3 separate regions of the Homo sapiens genome follow, and all the other regions are linked to region 1. The links are chromatin loops, found by intact Hi-C in ENCODE. Cell type or tissue: GM12878. All regions are shown on one strand.

Region 1 (8,000 bases):
AGTGCCAGTTTCTGGCTATTTGGAACTACTGTCGAGTTTGTACTGGGGTCAAGCGGCATTGCAGAAGAAAATAAGGCATTTAGGTTTTAGGTCAGGTGTGAGTTGAAGAGGTTTTAAGTTTTTGAGAACAGAGGCCAAGGGAGTAGAAGGAGGAATGGAGGGTGGAAGGTTGCCCATAGTGAAGGAAGCAAGCCTAGAGAAAAGAGAGAGTAGAGAAATGGTGGGAAGGGGTTCGGGGGTTCTTACCTTCCAGAAAAGTGGGAAAAGGGGTTGGGGCACAGAGATAAGAGGTCGGGGTGCAGAAATAAGGGATTGGGGCGCGGAGACATAAGAGGTTGGGGCGCGGAAACAGGATTGGGGCACAGAGATACAAGGTTGGGGCACGGAAATAAGGGATTGGGGCACAGAGATAAGAGGTTGGGGTGTGGAAATAAGGGATTGGGGGTTCTTGCCCCATAGAAAAGCGGGACTTGCCGCTAAGGGTGAAGGAGAAGGGGTTGAGGGGTACTTGCCCCTCTCCCAGAAAAGCAGAGAAGGGGTAGAGACAAGGAGAGAAGGGGTTGGGGTACTTGCCCCTTCCCCAGAAAAGCAGGACTTGCCGCTAAGGGTGAAGGACCAAGGCAGGCGTCCTTGCGTGGTCTGACACCCTTGAAACATGAGTGTATAATCAGAGAGGCTTCTCTGCAATGATTAAACACCAAGGGAAGGCTGCCTTCCTAGTCTGTGACCGGCGCCGGAGTTTTTGGTCCACGGATAAAACGTGTCCGTGTCTCCTTTGTCTCTCCCAGAAAATGAAAGGAATTGAAATTAAGAGAAGGGAGAGATTGAAGAGTGGGAAGGAGAAAGTGGTTGAGGGACAGTGAGAGAGGTTGGAGAAGAGAGTAAGAAGAGGCCGCTTACCTGATTTAAAATTGGTGAGATATTCCTTGGGCTGGTCGGTCTGAGGACCTGAGGTCATAGGTGGATCTTTGTCATGGAGCAAAGAACAGGAGTACAGGTGAATGATCTCCCAAGGGAGGTCCCCCGATCCGAGTCACGGCACCAGATTTCGTGCACGTCTGTGTGAAGAGACCACCAAACAGGCTTTGTGTGAGCAACATGGCTGTTTATTTCACCTGGGTGCAGGCGGGCTGAGTCCAAAAAGAGAGTCAGTGAAGGGAGATAATGGTGGGGCCGTTTTATAGGATTTGGGTAGGTAAAGGAAAATTACAGTCAAAGTGGGTTTGTTCTCTGGCAGGCAGGAGTGGGGGTCACAAGGTGCTCAGTGGGGGTGCTTTTTGAGCCAGGATGAGCCAGGAAAAGGACTTTCACAAGGTAATGTCATCAGTTAAGGCAAGGACCGGCCATTTACACTTCTTTTGTGGTGGAATGTCATCAGTTAAGGTGAGGCAGGGCATATTCACTTCTTTTGTGATTCTTCAGTTACTTCAGGCCATCTGGGCGTATATACGTGCAAGTCACAGGGGATGCGATGGCTTGGCTTGGGCTCAGAGGCCTGACACCAAGTAAGATTTATTTCATCAAGCTTTTCCTAGGAGTAAATAAGATCATGCTAAGCACCGTCCTGGTGTATAGTAATTTCTCAATAATGGAGGTTTATTATTATTTTTATGTAGCCACCTCTTCATGGGCTATAGCTTATTCAACTCAACATAAATTCATTCCTCTCTGGCCAGTCTGGCCATCTGCCAAGTCTGGTGATTCACTCTCCATCAAAAACACATGGAGGTCAGCAATGTGGCTCATGCTTGCAATCCCAGTGTTTTGGAAAGCTGAGGCGGAAGGATCAATTGAGCCCAGGAGTTCGAGACCAGCCAGAGCACCACAGTGAGACCTCATCTCTACAAAAAATTTAAAAAATAACTGAGTGTGGTGGCATGTGCCTGTGGTTCCAGCTACTCAGGAGGCTGAGATGGCAGGATTGCTTGGGCCTGGGAGGTCGAGGGTGCGGTGAGCCATGACTGCGCTACTGCACTCCAGCCTGAGTGATAGACGGAGACCTGTCTCAAAAAAAAAAAAAAAAAACACCAAAAAACAAAAAACAACACCACCAACAACAAAAAAAACAAAAAAAAACAAGCAACACCACCAACAAAAAACAAAAACAAACAACACCACCAACAAAAAACAAAAAAAAACACCACCACCAACAACAAAAAACAAAAAAAAACAAACAACATCACCAACAACAAAAAACAAAAAAAAACAAACAACACCACCAACAAAAAACAAACAACACCACCAACAACAAAAAACAAAAAACAACACCAACAACAACAAAAAACAAAAAAAAACACCACCAACAACAAAAAACAAAAAAAAACAACACCACCAACAACAAAAAACAAAAAAAAAACACCACCACCAACAACAAAAAACAAAAAAAACCCAACACATGGATAATAAGACATGCTTCATAGGTTACTATAGATGTTAAATTAGATAAGAACTGTAAAGGATTTAGCATAAAATACATCATCAGTCAATGATAGCTATGACTGCCCCTTTGTTAAGAATGTATCTTTTTTTTTTTTTTTTTTTTTTACTGTAAGTTCTGGGATGCATGTGCAGAACGTGCAGGTTTGTTACATAAGTATACATGTGCCATGGTGGTTTGCTGCACCCATCAACCCGTCATCTACATTAGGTATTTCTTCTAATGCTATCCCTCCCCTAGCCCCCACACTCCCCGACAGGCCCCGGTGTGCGATGCCCTCTGCCCTGTGTCCGTGTGTTCTCATTGTTCAACTCCCACTTATGAGTGATAACATGCAGTGTTTGGTTTTCTGTTCTTGTGTTAGTTTGCTGAGAATGATGGTTTCCAGCTTCATCCATGTCTCTGCAAGAAACGTATCTTTGGAATGTCTACTATGAATTGCTGTTCTAGTCATGGGAATGCAGCAGTGAATAGAATGAGGTTTCTACCCTTGAGGAATCCACATTATCACCATCATTGTTATTATTGCCAATCTGGTCTGTGCTTTTAGGAACAAAAGGGAAAGGAGAACTAGGCATGTCTCAGGTGATGCCTAAGTAGGAACATTGGCTGTATTTCTACTTTACCCAGAAAAGCAGACTCAGAGCTTTGGTCTTTTTTCCCCTCATAGGAACAGACAAACAAAAATTCCAAAAGAATTTGAGCTGTTAGGATCACAGCCTGTTGACTCTTCCCTTGGACTTTCCCATAGTCCTTGCCTGGGTCCCTGAAGAGTCCCACTGTTCAGTCAAGGCTGTCTGCTCACAGACTACAGTGAGGAATTCTGCTCCATGTGTACTGTTTTAAGTTGAATTGCCTGCAAACTTAAAAATTATTATTGATGTTCTCAACTGTTTACTAGTGTGGCAGCGACTATGATTTGTGCTTTAATATTGTTTTCAAAGCCCATTTACTTTGTAAGTTCAATTCTAAAGTGCTCAGAGGGATTCCCAAGTGGCAGACGCTAATGGATGGCTGTGCTGGATGGCTCGTCAGAAGATGGCAGTAGAGACACGTGTATGCAGACCCGGATCTCTTAGGCAGGGTTTGTCATACTGCACAGTATTCAAAAAACAAATTTATTGTTGCTCTTGTTTGGTTTTTCATGTAGGCCTCATAGATAATCCACTTAGGTGCTTCTTCTAGAGCCCTGAGAGGTCCGCATCCTTCCAGTAACAGGACATTTTAAGGGATCCATTTGTAAAAGTGAACAAGATTGTTTGCAGATAGGGTCTTCCATCCCTTCACAATTGCTCAGTAAATTGTTGCTGATTGACTTGTGGTAGTAGATTAAAAGTGATTAACAAGAAGCAAAGTGATGGTTCCTGCCTTGCAGGTTTTTAATAGGTTTTAAGCTTATTCATAGGTTTGTGAACAATCCAGAACATTGAATGAAAAAGGACTGGCAAGAAGAGGATGGACATGAAAGTAGATTTTATTAGATTACAGATATTAAGATTCTTGTCCTGGATCATTTTTGTCATCTCTGCAAGGACGATCAGAGCAGAGCCCTGCTGCCCTTGCAGGAAAGAAAAGCCTCTGCAGCTTCTTTCCAGCGTCTTTGAGAAAATTTTTATGTCGCACGATCTGCTGACTGCCACTTGGTGCCCTGTATGGATTTTCTAGAGAGTTTGATGGGCAAGAAGAAAATATGCAGACGCTTCAGAATCCATGACACACGTCTATTTTCCAGCGTTGGCTCTGCCATAACCCAAAGAGAGGTTTCAAAAACAGAATGAAAGCATGCACTACTATAATAAAGTGGAATGTTAGGGGAGAAAAAAGAGGGTAGTGGAGAACATATGGTTCTACTGCATGAAATGCTGAGTGTCTCTTGCACAGGCATTTGCATGCAGGGCCAGATACGTAATGTGCAGGGCCCAGGGCAAAAGGAAAATATGGGGCCTCTCATGCAAAATTATTGAGAATTTCAAGATAGTGAAGCAGAGGATTACATCAAGTACAGGAACTGTTCTGAGTATGGGACCCTGCTCATGTGCATAGGTTTCACCCCTATGAAGCCGGCAGTGTGTTTGTGTGTGTGTGTGTGTGTGAGAGAGAGAGATGGAAACAGAGACATACACAAATATACACATGAGAGAGGGAGGAGCTTTCTTAACGTTCTGTTTTTACTGCTTTACATTTTAAGGCAGAGATTCTCAACCTTTGCACTAACTACATCTTGGAACAGATAAATCTTAGTTGTGGGGGTCATCATGTGCCTCACAGGGTGCTCAGCCTTCTCCTTCTTATTTACCCACTACATGCCAGCAACACCTCCCAGTGCCAGTTTTGACCATCAAAAATATCTTCAGACACTTGCCACATGTTTCTTTGTGGGGCAAAATCACCCTGGTTGAGAATAACTAAGATAAGATTTCCCACATTCCCAAAGAGAGCTTAATGGCCTTTCTTTCTTTCTTTCTTTCTTTCTTTCTTTCTTTCTTTCTTTCTTTCTTTCTTTCTTTCTTTCTTTCTTTCTTTTTCTCTTTCTTTCTTTCTTTCTTTCTTTTTCTTTCTTTCTTTCTTTCTTCTTTCTTTTTTTCCTTACCCAAGCATGAATAAAATATGAAAGACTCGAGCCCAGTGGGTGCAAAATACCGACTATCCATACAAGGCTCATCTGGTTTGGGGTGAAGGCCCATCCCGGTTCTTCATATGCGCACCTTGTTCTGGCTGCCTTGGGTGAATATGCATTTCACAGATTGTCTGTTCTCTGAGCCCTGAAAATGTATCCTTTAATCTTCAACTCAGAAAACCCCTTGACTCTGGAATGAGACACCAAAGGCCTTCCAGTGACAGGCTGGGAGAGAGCTGTTTGGATTGCTAATTTGTTTTCACTCTTTAGTCTGTTTTTCCTTCGTGCTGATGTTCCTCTTTAGACCTTGAGTATGAATAATTCTGCATAGCCTGAGGGGAGAAGCAGGAGGCCTGCTTGTAGAGTTGTTTGTACTGTAACGAAATAGAAAGTTTAAAAGCTTACTGAGCCTGAGCAGTTGAAAAGGGAGGGAGGTCTAGTAAGCACTTTCAAAATTACTCATAAAACATGACAAATTCTGGATGTCTCTTGGTGGTCAGGGAAATGAATTGCCCATTTCACTTAACAAAGGCACCCCCAAGCAGAACAGCTCCCCGAATGTCCAAGGCAGAGAAAAGTCCAAAGGCAGAGAGGTCCAATGAAGAATGCTCATCAAGATAGCCTTCCTAACTCTGTATTTCATGGAACTGTGAACTTGAAAGCCAAAGTAAGCCCTGACATTTTCTGGCTTGTGAGTAGTAACTTGATAGCTACTGTGTGAGATATCTCACTTCTCCTATTTCATATTCAGAGGGGTTCTGGTCTGGAGATGGTTGGACTTATTAAAACTTAATGACTCCTGGCTAACACACGGTGAAACCCCGTCTCTACTAAAAATATAAAAAAATTAGCCGGGCGTGGTGGCGGGCGCCTGTAGTCCCAGCTACTCGGGAGGCTGAGGCAGGAGAATGGCGTGAACCTGGGAGGCGGAGCTTGCAGTGAGCCCTGATGGCACCACTGCACTCCAGCCTGGGCGACAGAGCGAGACTCCATCTCAAAAACAAAAACAAAAAAACAAAAACTTAATGAGAAAAACTTTAAGGACCTTACGCTTGAGTGCTTTGCTGAAACTTTAGTTGCGTTAACTAGCCACAGGCTGGACGTCTCCTGCAGAACAGTTGTCCTGAAAATGTACAGGTTTATTATGTGCTGCATGGCTACATTGTATTATAAATACTCATTTATGTGAAAGTGACCCTTTCAAACTGTGAGCTCTTTGAGGTCTATGAATTCCCAGCAAATAAAACAATGCCTACCCTATAGTAAATGCTCAATTAATGACCTGAACTCATTTCAAGCCATAAAATAGATGAGATGAAAGAGTGGGGATCAGTTAAAAACATCCTCATTAGTTCGCACCACTGCACTCCAGCCTGGGCAACAGAGCGAGACCCTGTCTCAAAACAAACAAACAAACAAAAAACATTCTCATTAATGGAAGGACAAATTAGCAACCTGTCATTTTAATAAAAGATGAAAGGCAATACAGAGTGGCAGAATAGAGTTTTAACTGCTCTTCCTCCCCTTTCACCGAAGGGATCTTTGACTACTGGAAATAGCATAACACACTCGAATTTTGGACTGATGGATCACGAATACTAGCACTGGGAAGATTTATTTAATTTTTGTAGCTGTAATATGCTGAGGGAACAAAAGAATTAAAATATTCTCCTCTTCTCCTTTCAGATAGAATTGGCTGCCTAAGAATCTGCCCTAAGTGTTACAGGAAAGGGGTCCCGACCTGTACCCCAAGAGAAGGTTCTTGGATCTCGTGCAAGAAAGAATTCAGGGTGAGTCCATAGAGTTAAGTGAAAGCAAGTTTATTAGGAAAGTAAAGGAATAAAGAATGGCTACTCCATAGAGCAGCCTCGAGGGCTGCTGGTTGCCCATTTTTATGGTTATTTCTTGATGATATGCTAAACAAGGGGTGGATTATTCATGCCATATAGGCATGTAGATAACCAGTAGTGATACAAACAGTTCTTTGTCCATAGACATGCAAGTAAATTTTGTTTTCTGTAAATACACCATTGGTATTTCTCCATAACCTATTTTAGACCACATAGGGTAACTTCCTGAAGTTGCCATGGCATTTGTAAACTGTCATTGTAAACTGTCATGCGCTGGTGGGAGTGTAGCAGTGAGGACAACCAGAGGCCTCTCTCTTGGTTTTGGTGGGTTTTGAGGTCTCTCTCCCTCTTGGTTTTGGTGGGTTTTGCCAGCTTCTTTACTGCAACCTGTTTTTATCAGCAAGGTCTTTATACCCTGTATATTGTGCTGACCTGCTATCTCATCCTGTGACTTAAGAATGCCTTAACTGTCTGGGAATGCAGCCCAGTAGGTCTCAGCCTCATTTTACCCACCTCCTATTCAAGATGGAGTTATACTGGTTGAAATACCTCTGACATAAGGGTAAATGGCTAAAAAGACTGAGAAGACTTTAGGAGTGGAAGTGAGGAGAGAACAAGGTAGAGACCAGACAGGAGGGGTTCTTTGACCGCCTGAGGTGGACTCCATGGATTCTTCAATGAGGAAAGTAAAGAACAATTTTGTACTGTTCTCTGGGTTTTATAATTTCCAAAATAGAATAGAATCACAAATCTCAAATATAAAATCAATACACATTAGAGATTTTATTTAAATCATTAATTAATGAAAGAACTAGTAAGATGTTACAACTAGTTCAAAGGAAAATTTAAAGAACCAGCAAACGACGTTGCAATAAATTTACAAATAGATGCAAAACTGTCTCATTCCACAGTGGGGGAGGAAAACCAATGGTGTATTTTCAGAGAACAAAATTGACTTGCATGTTTATGGACAAAGAACTGTTTGTGTCACTACCAATTATCCACAACTTAAAGAGTTGTAAAACACTGAAAGTCAAGGAAAGGCACAGAGGCCTCATAGAATCACATAACTTGAAATGATGTATTTAGACAATGT
Region 2 (8,000 bases), 110 kb after region 1:
GTCTCCAGGGCTTAACTTCCCCTTGGCATAATAAATTCAGAGGGTCCTAAAATTTATTTTCATTTCAATTTCACCCATTTCTTTAAAATCTTTTGGAGAAAGCATTGCAGAAGAATCATGTATTTAGGTCATGTATGTAGGTCAAAATCCCACATTGCTAGGAAGGCTCATTCCTAGGAAGTCATGTCCCATGAGGGGGAAAGTTGGAAAGGACCAAAGCTGAATTATAAAGCAAACACGAGAGAAATGGTCCTGAAACCTGATTCAGGCTGCATGACTGCCTCTTCAATCAAAGAAATTCTTTGAGCGACCATTATTCCAGACTTTTCAGTTGTGCATTGGTTCAATTGCAAACAAATGCAGTAACAGCAGTGTAGACAAAAACAGGACCAAACACCACAAATAATTATAATTACTAGAATAAGTAACAAGTTTTGCCACCAAGTTTCTCAGATCTGAAGCAGCTGCTTAGGCAATCATTTGGAAAGGGCCTTTGATCTGAAAAGTCAGTTATTTGGGTTTTCATATCAGCCATTAATTTAGTGATGTTACCTGATTCATCAGGGATTTGGACACAACACTCAGTTTCTACGTTAGCACAAGCTCCCCCTTGGGCTGCAGCAAGTGTGTCTAAAGCCATACAGTTCTGTAATACAGCCTTTCTCACAAGAGTAACTTCATTGTTTAATAATGAAATACCCATATGGCTATCATTTAGGGCCTTTATGTATCATTGTTAGGGCCTCTACACACCAAATGACATCCTCAATACCCAGCTGTAGTATGAAGATGAACGCTAATAAATGGTCATACCCGTGAAACATAGAACAAACCCAATGAGATTGCGAATGAGGAAAATTGGCAGGTTTTAGCAGAGTATGAACTACTCAACCCTGTGCCCAAGCATATCCCGAGGAATGTCGCCTAACCATCTTGGGGGTAACTGTGACCATAAGTTAGTGCCACAAAGCCCAGATGTTCCATTTGGAACTAACCAATGAATACCTGGTGGTTGTGCCCATTAGGTGGCATGCCAATCAGTACTCTGTCTCTAGTGCTATTGGGACAGGTATGTTTGGTATAATTTCTCTGTTCCAAAAATAAGGTGACAAGCTGACTGAGCTGGCCAAAGAAGGGGGCAAGCCAGATAAAACCATCCCAAATTTGTGTTGTATCATTCTAAAATTGACTTGTCTCAACTCTCAATTGGGGCAGTCTGGTTGTTTCATCTCTCAGGAGGGACAGTACCAGCATGAAAGCTAATGGACTAGTTTCTTTTACCGAGAAGCTCTTACTATGATCTTTATTCCGTAAAGTATTATTAATAGGCCAGTGATGTACATTATCCTTAGTCCTACTAGTGTCAAACATCGATGACTATTTTTGAGAAACACAGATATATTTCTGATATTCTATCCAATCTTTTCCTGGGAGATACCCATCATAATTGGCCAAAACTACTAGAAAGGGCATGAGACCACATACTCAACAAGGATATTTTTGAAAGCTTTTAGCATAGTCTTGGGCACTTTGCAAAGAGAAGTTTGCTTCAAGGGCAACAGCTGGTGATAGCAGAACCAAGACATGAGAACTAAGAATAAAAAGAAGTTTAGTGGGAGCTTGTAAAGGAAAATCTTCATCATCTATTTATTAACGAATGTTAATATTAAGCATTTGTTCAGATATAGACCTGGTCTGAAGCCTTGGGTTTTAGCTGTCTACATCAGATATCATCTTCTTTTCGACCTGGCATTAACTTGAGCTGAGAGTCATCTTCCGGGGAAACATTCCACTCAGGAGATACAGCCTTTTTTGATGAGAAACATGGATCTAGGAGTCTATTTTTTCTCATTTAACAGCACGAGGTTTAGTAAGGGACACTTTGGAAGGGCCCTTCTACTTCGGTCAGAAACAGTCTTTTAAAATATGTCATTTCCAATAAACAAAATTCCCTGGTTAAAGACTGTGAGTCTTTAATTCTTCATTTCCTGAGAGGTCTCTAATAATCTTTTACTAGATTATAATTTTTAGTTAATTGTTTCATAAGGTAATAACAATAAGGGAACATGTCTCCCTTTACAATTAAGGAGTTACAATTCCATGGGGACAGATTCATAGGTTTGCCAGTTATAGCAACAACTGACATTTTCTAAATGAGACTGATCTTAGGTTAAGAAAAACCAATGGAAGAGACTTTGGCCATGGAATCTTTAAAACTTCTGTTATTTTTGCCAATTGAATCTTAATTATTCAATTTGTATGCTCCACCAATCTAAATGATTGGGGATGACACGCACAATGAAAGTGTTGGAGGAGAGGCCAACTTTTACATACTGACTGAATTTTCTGTCTGGTAAAATGAGTACCTCTGTCACTGTGGAGTTTTAAGGGAGCTCCCCAAGTCAGAATAATCTTTCCTGAAAGAATTTTACTTACTGCTAAGGCAGTCAGTCAGTCACTCTTCTACATGGATAGACTTCTAATCAATGAGAAAACATGCAAATAATCACTAGAACATAATGGTATCCTTGCAGTGGTGGCAGCTGAATAGAATCTAATTGTCGTACTTCATAGGGGCCTTCAGTTAAAGGCAAATGTCCTCGGGAACTGTGTAAAGGTTTCCCTAGATTATATTTTGAGCAGATACATGGCAGTGATTGTATACCTTGTGAGCTATAATCAGAGATGGTTTTTGAAAGTATTGTTTTCCCCAAGCAACCATTTCATCAAGGCTCCAATGAGTTGAATCACGTCTATAGGTTAAAAATGACGACTGTAATTCAGCAGGAAGCATAGGTAAATTATTTGGCCCACACCACACCTCATCTTTGGGAGAGTATGTTCTCCTTTTCGTCTTCCAATTTTCCTGTTCAGCTTCTGGAGCTCTGTACTTAGCTCATTTTTTGTCAAATTCAGGTGCTTCTTTAAAAGTTAATATAGGTTACTTTTCTTGTTTAGATGCATTTAGTGCAGCTCTTTTTGCTGCCTTATCAGCTAGCTGATTTCCTTTGCTTTCTGGAGTATCTGATTTGGGGTGATCTGGGATTTTAATAATGGGCAGTGATCTTGGTATAATAATAAGCCTTCTAGCAATTGTGAAATAAGGTGTCCAATTTTTACAGACTGGTCAGAAGTGGTTAAAAACCTTCTTTGTTTCCATAGCATTCCAAAATCATGAGCAACTCCAAAAGCAGATCTGCTGCTTGCATGAATATTAGCAGTTATTCCTTTTGCCAGTTGACAGGCCCTGATTAATGCTACCAGTTCTGCTTGTTGAGTGAATGTGGCTCCTGGAAGGCAATCACTTTCTATTTCTCCCATTAAAGATACTATAGCATAACCTGCACAATAAGTCCCAGATTCATCCTTTAAGTTAGATCCATCTGTAAACCAAACAACATCAGTGCTAGGAAGGGGAGTCTCCTGGAGGTCTGTCTGGGAGAGAGAAGCGGTTGGTTAAGATTTTGCAATCTTGTGCCCTCTCATCTGAAGCCAGAGGTAGAAGAGTGACAGGGTTTAGATGATTGGACCTAGAGATTGTAATGTGAAGGACAGAATTAGGGGGATGCTGACCTTTAACAGTCATCTATATCCTTAATCCCCTAGAAGTTCGCCTGTTCAATACATCGGTTCTACTTGCTTCTGGAGTCTCAATTACCTGAGCTCACCACAGCCTAACATTTGTTGCATATTAAAGCAGTTGTCTTTAATTCAGAAGTGGTTTTGGAGAGCTTTATGTCTTCTTCCTATAGGGAAAGAACTTTGTCAGAGCCTCTCTTGAAAAGGTCTAAGTACCATTGGAAGTAACTCTCCCAATTATTGTTTAATTTTAGAGCTGTTTTTCTAGTTGTGTGTGTAAATAAACTAATTTAGGTATTTCAAAAGTATCTCATTTTGGCCATTGTAGTTTGGTGTCTTCACGGGTTAAGACTATTTCTCTAGATATTGACAGGAGGTGGCCCCATAAGTATTGCCTAGGAATCCAACTGGAGTTTCCATAGGTTGATCTCTCCTTTCAGAAGGAAGATGTGGTTTTACATAGATAACTGCCCATAAATTAAGTTCTTTTTAAGCTGAAAGTGAAAGATGTTTTGGATGTGGTGTGCTGCCCAATGAGGATTACTCCTCAAGGTGTCACCTACGAGTTGCTTCTCCCCTCTTACACATCTTGGCAAAACCCATGAGTCCTGGGTGCTTAAGGCACAGGGAGAGCAGCCTTTCATGGGGCCCCCTGGGTTAAGCAAGATTCCCCCTGTGTTCTTCTTTGAGGATTGCCTATGGGACCATTGCACATCACAAGCAATGAGCTCAAACACTCCCACAGGAACCTAGTTGCCTAAGGTACATTTTGTCCAGGAAGAATAGTGTCCCTTATCTTCAGGATTTATCTTCATTCTGATTAAAAGCTTTTCCCTGGCTTTGGCCACTCAGAAGGGACTTTAGATATGTCAAATGAACCCAGCTTCCAAGTTTAGCCAGTTTTTTTTTTTTTTAATTACAAACTTTGCTTAAACCACAAAAAAATTCACTTCCTCTTTTCAGAGAGAGAAATGGTTTCCTTTCCTGACCATAGTGCGAATGAGAGCAAAGGCTGCACAAACTCTAATGCATAGTTCAACAAACAACTGTTAACCTAAATCTATAGGACAGGCACAGTAGCTCATGCCTGTAATCCCAGCACTTTGAGAGGATCACTTGAGGCTAAGTATTGGAGATGAGCCTGGGCAACATAATGAGACCCTGTCTCTACAGAAAGTAAGTTAGCCAGGCATGGTGGCCCTGCACCTACAGTCCCAGCTTCTCCTGAGGATGAGGTGGGAGGATTCTTTGAGCCTAGGAGTTTGAGGCTGCGGTGAGCCATGAGTGCACCACTGCACTCCAGCCTGTGCAACAGAGCAAGACTCTGTCTATAAAAAAAAGCAAGACTCTGTCTATAAAAACAAAACAAAACACAAAATAAACAAAACAAAACCTGCAAAGAGCAGAATCTCTAGAGAACAAAACCCAAAACCTTACCTGAAAAGCAGAGCTTTAATTCCAGCTCTATTGAGCGTGGAATTAGGTGGCTTGAATAAGGTCTGAATATCAACAAAAATCAGGGAGATTTGAACTTGAAGAGGAACCTCACCAGAGACTCCTCCTGGCTCTAGTGAGGTCGAGTGAACAAAAGTCATTCATGCTAATACCAGTGCCCTGACTGTTGTTGGTGAAATGGTGGGGATCACTGGCGGCTTGCTTTGGGTCCCATCTGGGTCACCAAAATGTCATCCTAAAATAATCAAAAGGGTCAAAATCTAGTTTAAAGTGTTCAAATGCAAAGTCTGAAGATAGCCACCTAGGAAGCACAGATTTCAAAGAATGGAAGTGAGTGTTCTGAAGTGTCGAATTAGTTTATCTTTGGCCAGTGGCAACCTATTCAAGTTGTCTTTTGAATCTTTTGAGCAATCTCAGTAATCTCTGAGAGCCTCCTCGTTGTCTAGTATGACAAAATGTTCTAGGCTCATCCTCTACTTTTCCTTTCTCAGACTTGGAATCAGCCATTTTTTCTTTTTCTTTTTTTCTTTTCCTTTTTTTTTTTTTTTTTTTTTTGAGACAGAGTCTCGCTCTGTCACTCAGGTTGGAGTGCAGTGGCAAGATCTTGGCTCACTGCAACCTCCACCTCCCAGGTTCAAGAGATTCTCCTGCCTCAGCCTCCTGAGTAGCTGGGATTACAGGTGCGCACCACCACGCCCGCTAATTTTTGTATTTTTAGTAGAGATGGGGGTTTCACCATGTTGGTCAGGCTGGTCTTGAACTCCTGACCTCGAGGAGGGTGATCCACCCACCTCGGCCTCCTAAAGTGCTGGGATTACAGGTGCATGATTGCTTTGATTTGGAAATGATGACTAGAAACAGCAATATGAGAATTAAGACTCCTCATTGCTCTTAGGTTGATCTTTTCAGAGGATAGAGGTAGGAAATATATATATATTTTTAAATAAAATACATCATGAATTTATATATATTCAAATATAGAATAGGACTTTTAACTCAATCTTCTGCATCTTACGTTTGTATTTCCTTTCTCTCATGACAAAAATCCTGGTTTCTGATGGCACCAAGACAATTACTTATTTGCTTAATCTCACAATGCACACGACAGTCTCAGAATAACAATACCTACCACTAGCTGCAGTGATTTGATAATTTTAAGATTTATTTGCAGTTCTTTTTGTCCACAGAGTATATCTCAATAGAAATTTATAGTCAGTTTACAATGTTTCAAAGTCATTTGGAATAGTTCCTCTATGTGGTTTTGCCATCCATCTGATACACAGTTGTATTTACTTGACTAATTTTGCTCTCAATTGTTAAGTATCTGATTTTGTTATGTTTAATTTTGTTTTATAATTATGCAAAGTATTTACACTGTACCAAATTCAAATATACAAAACAAGGTATATTCATAGAAGTATTGCTTTGACCCTGTCCCTTCTTTTTTTTTTTTTTCCCTCACTCTGTCACCCAGGCTGGAGTACAGTGGCATGATCTCAGGTCACTGCAACCTCCTTCTCCTGGGTTCAAGCGATTCTTGTGCCCCAGCCTCCCGAGTAGCTGGGATTACAGGCATGCACCAGCACGCCCAGATGGGAAACTCCTTGTCTACTAAAAAAATACAAAAAAAGGGGTCTCCCCATGTTGGCCAGGCTGGTCTTGAACTCCTGACCTCACTTGTTTTACCCACTTCGGCCTCCCAAAGTGCTGGGATTATAGGCATGAGCCACTGTGCCTGGCCCTGCTCCTTCTATATAATTCCTTCTTTCATCATAGATAACCATTTAAAGAACTGTATATGTTAAGCCTTCCCTGCCTTTAAAAAATTTAAGGACTTGTCTGAAGATGACTCCATGGTAATATAGAGATAATTCTCATTTCTTTTTTGTAGCAGGCTTGTACTCCATTGTATGGCTGTATCCTGATTTATTCTTTATTGAATCCATTCTCCATTATGGATATTTGGATTGCTTCCAAGTTCTTTATTATTATTAATGGTGTTGCAATGCATGGCCTTGTGCATCTTCTTATAGTTTTGCCAATGTATCTTTTGAATAGATTACTCAACATGGTGTCGCTGAGTAAATATCTAGCAAGGTATCAGCAAATCTTCCTCTGGAAGAGAGGTGAAATTTTGCATTCCCACCAGCAGAGCAAAAGTGCTTGCTTCCCCACAGTCTGGTCAACTGTTTATGTGATCAAACTTTTGGATTTTTCCCATCCAGTGATAATTGAGAACTAGAATCTCAGAGAAGTGTAAAATTATACTTCTCTTACTATTAGCACTGTTGAGCTTTTTGTAGGTCACTTGAATTTGCTTATCAATTGTTTCTTAGTTTCGTTTTACAATAGAGTGTTATCGGTCTTTTCTTCTCAAATTCTAAAAGCTCTGTTTATGTGAAGAATAATCGCTTTGGGTGACGTAAGTGGCACATATTTTCCCCAGTTTGTCATTTGTCCCCTTTTTACATTACTTATGACACTTTTCACATATAAAGGTTTCTAACTTTATTTTATTTTTTACATCGTCAATTGTATCAGTCCTTTCTCTTTTTACTTCTGGATTTTGAGTCATGATTAGGAACATTTTTCCAAGTGTCATGTAATAAAGCAATTCACTCATGTTTCATGTAGTATTTGTATGGTTTCATTTTATTACATTCCTGATACACTTGGAATTTATCTTGTTTTATGGTGTGAGAAATGGATCCATTTCCTCCTTTTAAAGTATAGCTATCTATCTGTTAATAGTTGTCCTAATACTACTCACTTAAATGTTCATCTTTTTCCCACTAATTTGAGGTGCTGACTTTATTATATGTTAAATTTTCCTATGCAGTTGTATTCATGCAGGGCTTTCTGTTCTACTGAAAGTATCACTAAGGGTTATGACGGAAGTTTGAATTCTAGTTAAATGAATAAGCAGGTCCTGTGTTGCCCAGAGCACAGGAGAAGAGGTATAAAGT
Region 3 (8,000 bases), 190 kb after region 1:
TTGACAAAGCCAGGCTTTCTCTGAGGCTCTCCCTTGTCCAATTTAGGAAAAATTAACTGAGAGTTTGACACCGTTAAGGGCCTAAAGAAACACTTACTACCTATTCTCTCTGAGGGCTGCCACCTGTGAGGTTTCCTCTACATAAGGAGACCACCTTTACTAGCCAGGCTTCCTCTCTATTCCTCCCATAACCTGGTCTTGCCATCATAACCTGATTTACCATCAAAACGTGTTTTGGGCCATTCTCTGAGCCCCTGTTATTTCTGTAACTTCAAGATGGTATAAAAGCATCAAGCATCTTGCTTTTCAGATCTCTGTATGTCTCCTGTACATGCTAATACACTTGTATGCCTTTCTCCTATTAACCTGCCTTTTGGCAATGTTAAAGCTCTTTTAGAATTTGTCTAGCAGGCAAATAAATAAATAAAATAAAATAAATAATATGCCTTTTTCTAGTTGATTTTTCAGTAAAACTTCTAAAGGGAAGTTTTCTCTTGGCTCCTATGCACACCATCTTTCATCTTGCTTACTTTCCACCTTTTATGTTTTTTTACATTTAAAAAAGTCTCTCCATGCTACATTCAAAGTAATATGCCAGGATTTTTCTTCCAGTTAGCTAATTTTCTCTTCATCAGAGTCCAGTCTGTTATTTAACCAATCCATTAATTTTTCAGGTTTTATCTTTTATTTGCAGATTTCCATTTGGTTCTTTTAAAAATTGTGTGTGTTCTTTTGTCATAATGTCTTATTCTTTCATTATGAATTTTATTCCTTCTTTAATCTCTTTAGTCATTTTAATATTTCTTTCATACTAGCTTCCAGATAATATAAAATTATTTGAAACTGGACATGGTGGCATGTACCTGTACTCTCAGCTACTTGGGAGATGAGGTGGGACGATCTCTTGGGCTCAGGAAGTCAAGGCTGAAGTGGGCTATGGTCACACCACTGTACTTCCAGCCCTGGGTGGCAGAGTGAGACTCCATCTCTAAAAATATAATAAAAATAAAATAAATAAAATAATTTGGAAATGATATCTGCTTTTCTATGGCAGAGACCTTTGGATTCTGAGAGAGCTTTGGATCCTCACTCATGTTGGATCTTTACCTCATATACTATATAATTAAAAAAAAATTATAACCCGATCTTTAGCAAATTTTTTTCCTCTGTGGTAATCCCTGTGGTAATTCCTGTGGAATATCCTTCTAGAGATGTTTTGGATTTTCTTCTTCAAGGAGCCCTGGGCAACCAGCTCAGGAGCAACATCTATGTCAGTCTCAAACTGGGGAAATCCCATATCACAAGGAAAGTGCAAATTCAGCTTCCAAGCCTAGGATTGGCATGGCCATGGGGCTTCATTTTCTCGTGGGAAACTTTCCTTTCCCACCCTGCTCTTAGGGCTGAGGCAAGCCTCTTTGCTGTTTCCCTGGTGGGTAGGTGGACTTTGTCCAGTTCCTTTATACTGAGGTTGTAGCGCTGTAGGACTCTAGCTTGATCTAGAGGTCTCAGCCGCCACTGTCCTCTTTGCATGGCCCACTCTTGTATCTTGTCCTAGTGTAGATGGGAGGGCCTATTTCCCAGCATCATCTGAGCCCCTCTGCTTTTCCCACCCCAAGGCCACTGCTGCATCCATTTGGACATCCTCTGCCTTTCTGGAACCTGGTCATTTCCGTATTCTTGGAATTCTTCATTATTTCTCATGAGCTTAGCTGGGCATTTAAAAACAAATTCTTTTTTATCCTGTTTTACTCAGCATTTCTAGATATTTGTAGCTGAAGTCATTCTACTTTAGCTTGGCTGGACATGTTGACAGAACTCATTTTTTTCCTATGGAAAAATGCAACATATTGTACATACTATAGGTTTTTTATTTAACAGCTACATAAGTTGATATAGAGAGTTGAGATGTGTTTACACAGTGCTCAACTGTGTAATTAAGTAACTTACACAAAAAATATCTGCTTAATAGAATGTTTGGTACGAAAGACCTAAAGCCTTTTTTTAATTAGTCTTTTTCCTTTTAAGCTTTTAAAAACTTATTTGAAAAATATTCTGTATTCTGTGGACATATTTAAATTATCTCACTAGCATGTGACTATAGACTTCATGGAGAAAAATTCCTAGTGGTTAGATAACACTCATATTGCTATATATGGAGGGATAAGTAAATTGTTGAGTATGTAAAAAGTATCACATGGAAACACCGACTAACCAACAGGTATGTATTTTAAAATTCCCTCCACAAACAGATTCTAGAAGTTGCTACTGACCTCTTCAGAACAAAAAGGGTCAGGGAAAGGCTGGATAAGGAGAAAGACAAAATTCTCAACTGTATCACACTGGTATAGTGAGTCAGGACTAATCACAGGCAGAACACCCTCAGGTTAGGGGTTAGAATGGCTATTCCTCATCTTCTGGCTACTTGGTATTCATTCCACCTTCTTACTCTCTTTTTTTTTTTTTCTTTTTTAGACAGGGTCTTGCTCTGTTGCCCAGGGCTCAAGTGATCCTTTTGTCTCAGCCTCCCGAGTAGCTAAGACTATGGGCTTGTGTCACCACGCTCAGCTATTTTTTTTTTTTTTCTAGAGACAGGATATTGTTATGTTGCCCAGGCTGGTCTGGAATTCCTGTCCTCAAGGTATACTTTCACCTTGGCCTCCCAAATTGCTGGGATTACTGGCATGAGCCACTATGCCCAACCCATTCTACCCTCTTTGATAAAAGCACCAATTTCCTTTGAGGAAACCATTCTCCACGAACCTGTGTAGCTTCCGTGGGACTGTAATTGAAGGGGTGTGATTGTCTCTGGATAATTCCAGATTGGTCATTTTATCCTGGGAATTTGAAGCTTGAGCTGAGTGAAAAAGATCAGAAAAATGATCAAAGAGGCACTTCCTATCAGTTCTATCTGGATTCCAAGAGCTGCCCTCTTTTTCTGGGTTGGGGAGGCACAGATTTTTTTGAGCTCTATTTCCAGCTTTATCTTTTATTTAGTGGTCTAGAGGCCATTCCTTAATTTGGACTTTATGTTTTACGCACACACTATCTTTCTCTGATAATATTCATACAAGAATTTCTGTTTTAACTTAAGCCAGCCAGAATCAGTCTCTGTTCTTGGTCACCAAGCAGCCCTTGGGGTGCTTTTCTTTACACACAAAATATATTTCTGATGAAAATAGCTTTTGATAAATTGTCATTTTAAAACTCACTATTTAAGTGAAACCAATGGTGAAATAAGTATAAAACAATCACCTTTGTATGTCCATTTTGGAAATCAGTTATTTTCACATTTTAAGTTGTCTTCAAGTGAGTTTTACCTGAATTGTGCTTTTATTTATTTATTTATTTATTTGTTTGTTTGTTTGTTTGTTTTTATTTATTTATCGAGATGGAGCCTCACTCTGTCACCCAGGTTGGAGCGTAGGGGCGCAATCTCAGCTTACTGCAACCGCCACTTCCTGGGTTCAAGCAATTCTCATGCCTCAGCCTCTCGAGTAGCTGGGATTACAAAAAAGTACCATCATGCCCCATAAATTTTTGTATTTTTAGTAGAGATAGGGTTTCACCAAGTTGGCCAGGCTGGCCTCAGGTGATCCACTTGCTTTGGCCTCCCAGAGTGCGGGGATTACAGGTGTGAGCCTGGCCTGATTGTGCTTTTAATGAATATAGTTGATTATGCCGTGGCTGTGACATAACTTGACTTGGGGCCTCTCTAACCCTGCATAGTCAATTATGGTATGCATATGAGGCTCCACTGTGTATACAAAGCAAAGATATTATCTTATTATTAAGCTTGTATGGACAAGACTTAATAGGAGTTGTGTGCAGGCGGGTCAAGCACCTCTTGTGGCCACACATTTGCTGAGTGGAAACAGCAGATTTGGCTTAAGTTCCCTTTTTTGAACTTTCATAATTAAGAAAGGACTCTCAGTGTTTTATCATTTTGAAATTGCAATGTGTAATAGGAACTAATGAATCACTTTGCCATTATGAAAACCGAAGTAAAATTAGAATGTTGTTTTGCAAAAGCACATTGGCAGTTGTTCTGCTCAGAGTTGTGTAAGTTAATCTATGTGTGGCAGTTCCATGAGCCTTCAAATATATCTACACCCTGACTTCTGGCCTCTGTGGTTTGGATCAGCATGTTCTTCCTGTTGAAGTGCCCCCTCCACTGAGACTTTGCCTGCTCAAGTTCTACTCATCTCCTAAGGCCAAACCAAACATTACCTTCCCCTGAAACCTTGCTGAATTTCACCCAGCAGAATTAGTCATTCCATCATTTTATCCTTTCTTCATCCCATTGAAGATCCTATCGCCTCATCTAATAGATTGTGGCATGTTGGAGAAGTGGGAGAGGGCACTGGCTCAATGCTTTATGCAGACTCAATACCTGTAGTCAAATTAGCTTATCTCCTTAGGTACTGAACACCCTGCTCCCTCACTGAACAGAAAACCCCTTTAATACATTTCTCAGATGATCTAATACATGCAGCATTGTCAAGAGACCACAATTATTTGCAGAAGGACTTCAATAATGCACATGGGGGAAACCAACATATCCTCATTGCCTTGTTTATTTGTTTCAATTTAAATGCTATCAAATGCTTCACACTTTGAACACTCTGAATTGGGGAGATTCAGCAATGCTTTTTAGGGATAAATCCCTTCTACTGAGGAAAAAGAACTTCAATTTACCAATCAGATAGGAGAGAGATGTTTCATTAGTTTTCTTCTTTCCTGACCTAAAACCACATCTGTGCCAATTTGGAGTTAGCCATGCTCTTGCTCATCTCTGGGTAAATAGGAGTTTGAACAGTGGCCTTCATGAGTCCCTGTGGCTCACATGATCCAGTGTAGAGGCCACTCCTTAATTTGGACTGTAAGTTTTATGCACACACTATCTTTCTCTGGCCACCACTCTTTGTATTTCTGTCTGCTCAGAATGTTCTACCTTTAGTTCTTTGCCTAGCCAAATTCTGCTCATCCTTTGAGACCCTACTGCTACTCCACCACTAACTTTAAAAAAATACTTTGAGTGCCTTTTAGTAGCCAGGGAGACAAGGCAGATAAGAACCTGCATTGAAGAGTTTACATCCCAGTAAGGGAGACAGATAAGTAAAAATAAGTAAGATAATCACCAACTGTGGCAGATTTTCTGAAAGAAATGCACAGTGTAGTATGACAGCATGCCTGGGAGCAGGATTTTTTCAGGAAGGTTGTATTGAAAGGCCTCTCAGAGGAGGTGATATTGGAGGTTAGCCCCAAAAGGGAAGGTTTTTTGATCCTTCTAACTGTGTTCAGCACCCCTTCTTGGTGCTTTTATTATCTCTCTTGTTTCTTAACACATCACATTGTTAGCCACATCTATGTATTGCAGTGGTGCCTGGTGAATGTCTAACAAAAAGCCCAAATTTATAGTGTTTGCCAATTTCTGTGGTGTAAATACTCTCACTCTCACCATGGCTGATTTCAAGCTACTAACTTGATGTCAATGAAGTGGAATTGAGAAGAGATGCAGAGAATTGGCTCTTGGGAGCCAATGAGACCCAGCTTAAGCCAGCTTCAGCATGTCACTGTGCCTGTCTCTCCCACCAGGCTGTTTACTCTCTTTGAGGTAGTAGTAAATATTTAACGAATCAATGAATTTACCCATGTACAGGTACCTACTCAATCTAAATCCATTGTTTTTAGTGTTATTATTATTAACCATAGACTCCAAAGATGACACATGAATGGGAGTAAGAGTTATGTAACTATTGTATGTGCTTTTTTGAAATTCAATGATAAAAATATTTATGAAGCCATCAGCATTCTTTACAATATTGGTTCTTCTCATCAAAGGTTTGAACAAATTAGGAAAGGAAAGAAGAAAGATTTATCTTTATAAGTATACCACATACATCAGTATCAAGGCAAATAATATGTTGGAAAATAAAAATAAATTTAGAAAGGTTATACATTCTACTCAGACAAAGGAAATCAAAAGCTGTATTTCAGACCTTGTAATGAGCAAAAAAATTTGGCTGTAACCTAACCATCATTGTTTCTCAACAAAATGTGGGGGACATGATTTTATTTTCTGGGCATACCTTAATATGCTTTATGTAGAACCTAAAACATATCCTTATACATAAAACACATGAAAACATAAGCTAGTGAGTTTTTATGATTCTTTATCTTAGTGGTTATTTCCATAGACTTTGACACAGAAAAATGGTAGAGGAAAGACTTTTAAAAATACATATCTAAGAAAGATTCAAAATGTTTAAAACCAGAATGATTTATAAATGATTCCCCAGACTGATCTAAACACATTAGAATGTTCTCTGGGTATTTGACACGGTTGAAGCTACCCCTTCCCTCCATTTCTAGTATAGATGGCTTGCATCATGCACTCCTCGTTAGCTGAAATTTTATACTTAAAAAGCATAGGAGATTAAAGAGCTTCAACCTTTTTGTTATTCTTCCCATTGAGAGTTGAATTCAGTGGTTACACATGAATAAAAACTGGAGCAGAGAGACATTTTTCCTTCCCTTCCTTCCTTCCTTCCTTCCTTCCCTCCTCCCTCCCTCCCTCTCTGCCTTCCTTCCCTCCCTCCCTCTCTCTCTACCTTCCTTCCCTCCCTCCCTCCCCTCTCCCTGTCCCCACCTTTCTTTCTTTTCTTTTTTTTGCTTTTTTTTTTTTTCTTCATTCTTGTGGTAGAATGAATAAATGGCCCTGAGGATGTTTATGTCCTAATGCCTGGAACCTGCAAATATGTTACCTTCCAAAGTAAAAAGGATTTTGTAGATGTGATTAAACTAAAGGTCTTGAGATGTGGAGATTATCTTGCGTTATCAGGTGGACTAATGTAATCATAGGATTCTCATAAGAGCAGGCAAGAGGGTCAGAAGATAGGGAGAAGATGTAAGAACAGAGGCAGAGGTCAGAGAGGAGAAAAGATACTACACTGCTGGTTTTGAAGTTGGAGGAAGGGGCCAGGGGAATGTGTGCAGCACCTTGTAAACTTAACAAGGTGAAGAAATAGGTTCTCCCCTGGAGTCTCCAAGAAGAAGAAATGCAGCCTTATATATAGATTTTGGAATTCTGACCTCTAGGACTGTATATAATAAATGCGTGTTGTTTTAAGGCACTAATGTTGTGGAAATATGTTAAAGCAGCAATAGGAACAATCTCATCAAAAAGTGGGCTAAGGACATGAATAGACAGTTCTCAAAATGTCCAACAAACATGAAAAAATGCTCAACATCACTAATGATCAGGGAAAAGCAAATTAAAACCACAATGAGATACCACCTTACTCCTGCAAGAATGACCATAATAAAAAAATCAAAAAACAGTAGATGTTGGCATGGATGCAGCTATCAGGGAACATTTCTACACTGCTGTGGGGAATGCAAACTAGTGCAGCCGCTATGGAAAACAGGGTGGAGATCTTTTAAAGAACTAAAAGTAGAACTCCCATTTGATCCAGCAATCCCACTACTGGGTGTCTACCCAGAGGAAAAGAAGTCATGATTTGAAAAAGATACTTGCACATATGTGTTTATAGCAGCACAATTCACAATTGCAAAATGGTTACTAACCCAGATGCCCATCAGTCAACAAGTGGAGAAAGAAACTATGGCATATATATACAATGGAATACTACACAGCCATAACAAGGAATGAATTAACAGTATTTGCAATGACCTGGATGAGATTGGAGACTATTATTCTAAGTAAAGTATCGCAGGAATGGAAAACCAAACATTGTATGTTCTCACTGATATGTGGAGCTAAGCTATGAGGACACAAAGGCGTAAGAATGATACGATGGACTTTGGGAACTTGGGGGGAAGAGTGGGAGAGGGGCTAAAAGGGATAAAAGACAACATATATGGTGCAGTATATACTGCTCGGGCGATGGGTGCACCAGGATCTCACTAATGACCACTAAAGAACTTACTCATGTAACCAAATACCACTTGTGCCCTAATAACTTATGGAAAAAAAATAA

What was found. A loop is a pair of places that touch in the nucleus more often than their neighbours do. Peaks named below come from ENCODE experiments on the same cell type or tissue, not always from the same donor. Only the 100,000 strongest peaks of a DNase experiment are listed, where the experiment ranks them.
Region 2: it touches region 1 in a loop (4-fold over the local background); 10 of 110 quality-filtered maps call a loop at or near these places.
Region 3: a loop joins it to region 1, with 3 times the contacts of the local background. A loop is called at or near these places in 7 of 110 quality-filtered maps.

The regions. Positions count from the first base shown.
Region 1 is chr2:215,915,804-215,923,803 of GRCh38, reverse strand. No RefSeq gene overlaps it. Among named protein-coding and RNA genes, the nearest start is that of LINC00607, 76 kb to the right of the region's middle. RefSeq lists enhancers at 603-1,243, 1,244-1,883. In GM12878, a CTCF peak has its summit at 3,474 (motif pointing right); DNase peaks (open chromatin) are centred at 3,510 and 5,593; H3K4me3 peaks cover 622 bases; H3K27ac peaks cover 1,024 bases.
Region 2 is chr2:215,808,346-215,816,345 of GRCh38, reverse strand. All of the region lies in intron 1 of LINC00607 (long intergenic non-protein coding RNA 607), which reads left to right. Among named protein-coding and RNA genes, the nearest start is that of LINC00607, 31 kb to the left of the region's middle. In GM12878, no CTCF peak of the experiment used is centred here; a DNase peak (open chromatin) is centred at 4,575; H3K4me3 peaks cover 1,419 bases; H3K27ac peaks cover 1,240 bases.
Region 3 is chr2:215,724,793-215,732,792 of GRCh38, reverse strand. All of the region lies in intron 5 of LINC00607 (long intergenic non-protein coding RNA 607), which reads left to right. It also overlaps the pseudogene LOC124906139. Among named protein-coding and RNA genes, the nearest start is that of LINC01614, 11 kb to the right of the region's middle. In GM12878, no CTCF peak of the experiment used is centred here; DNase peaks (open chromatin) are centred at 3,972 and 4,482.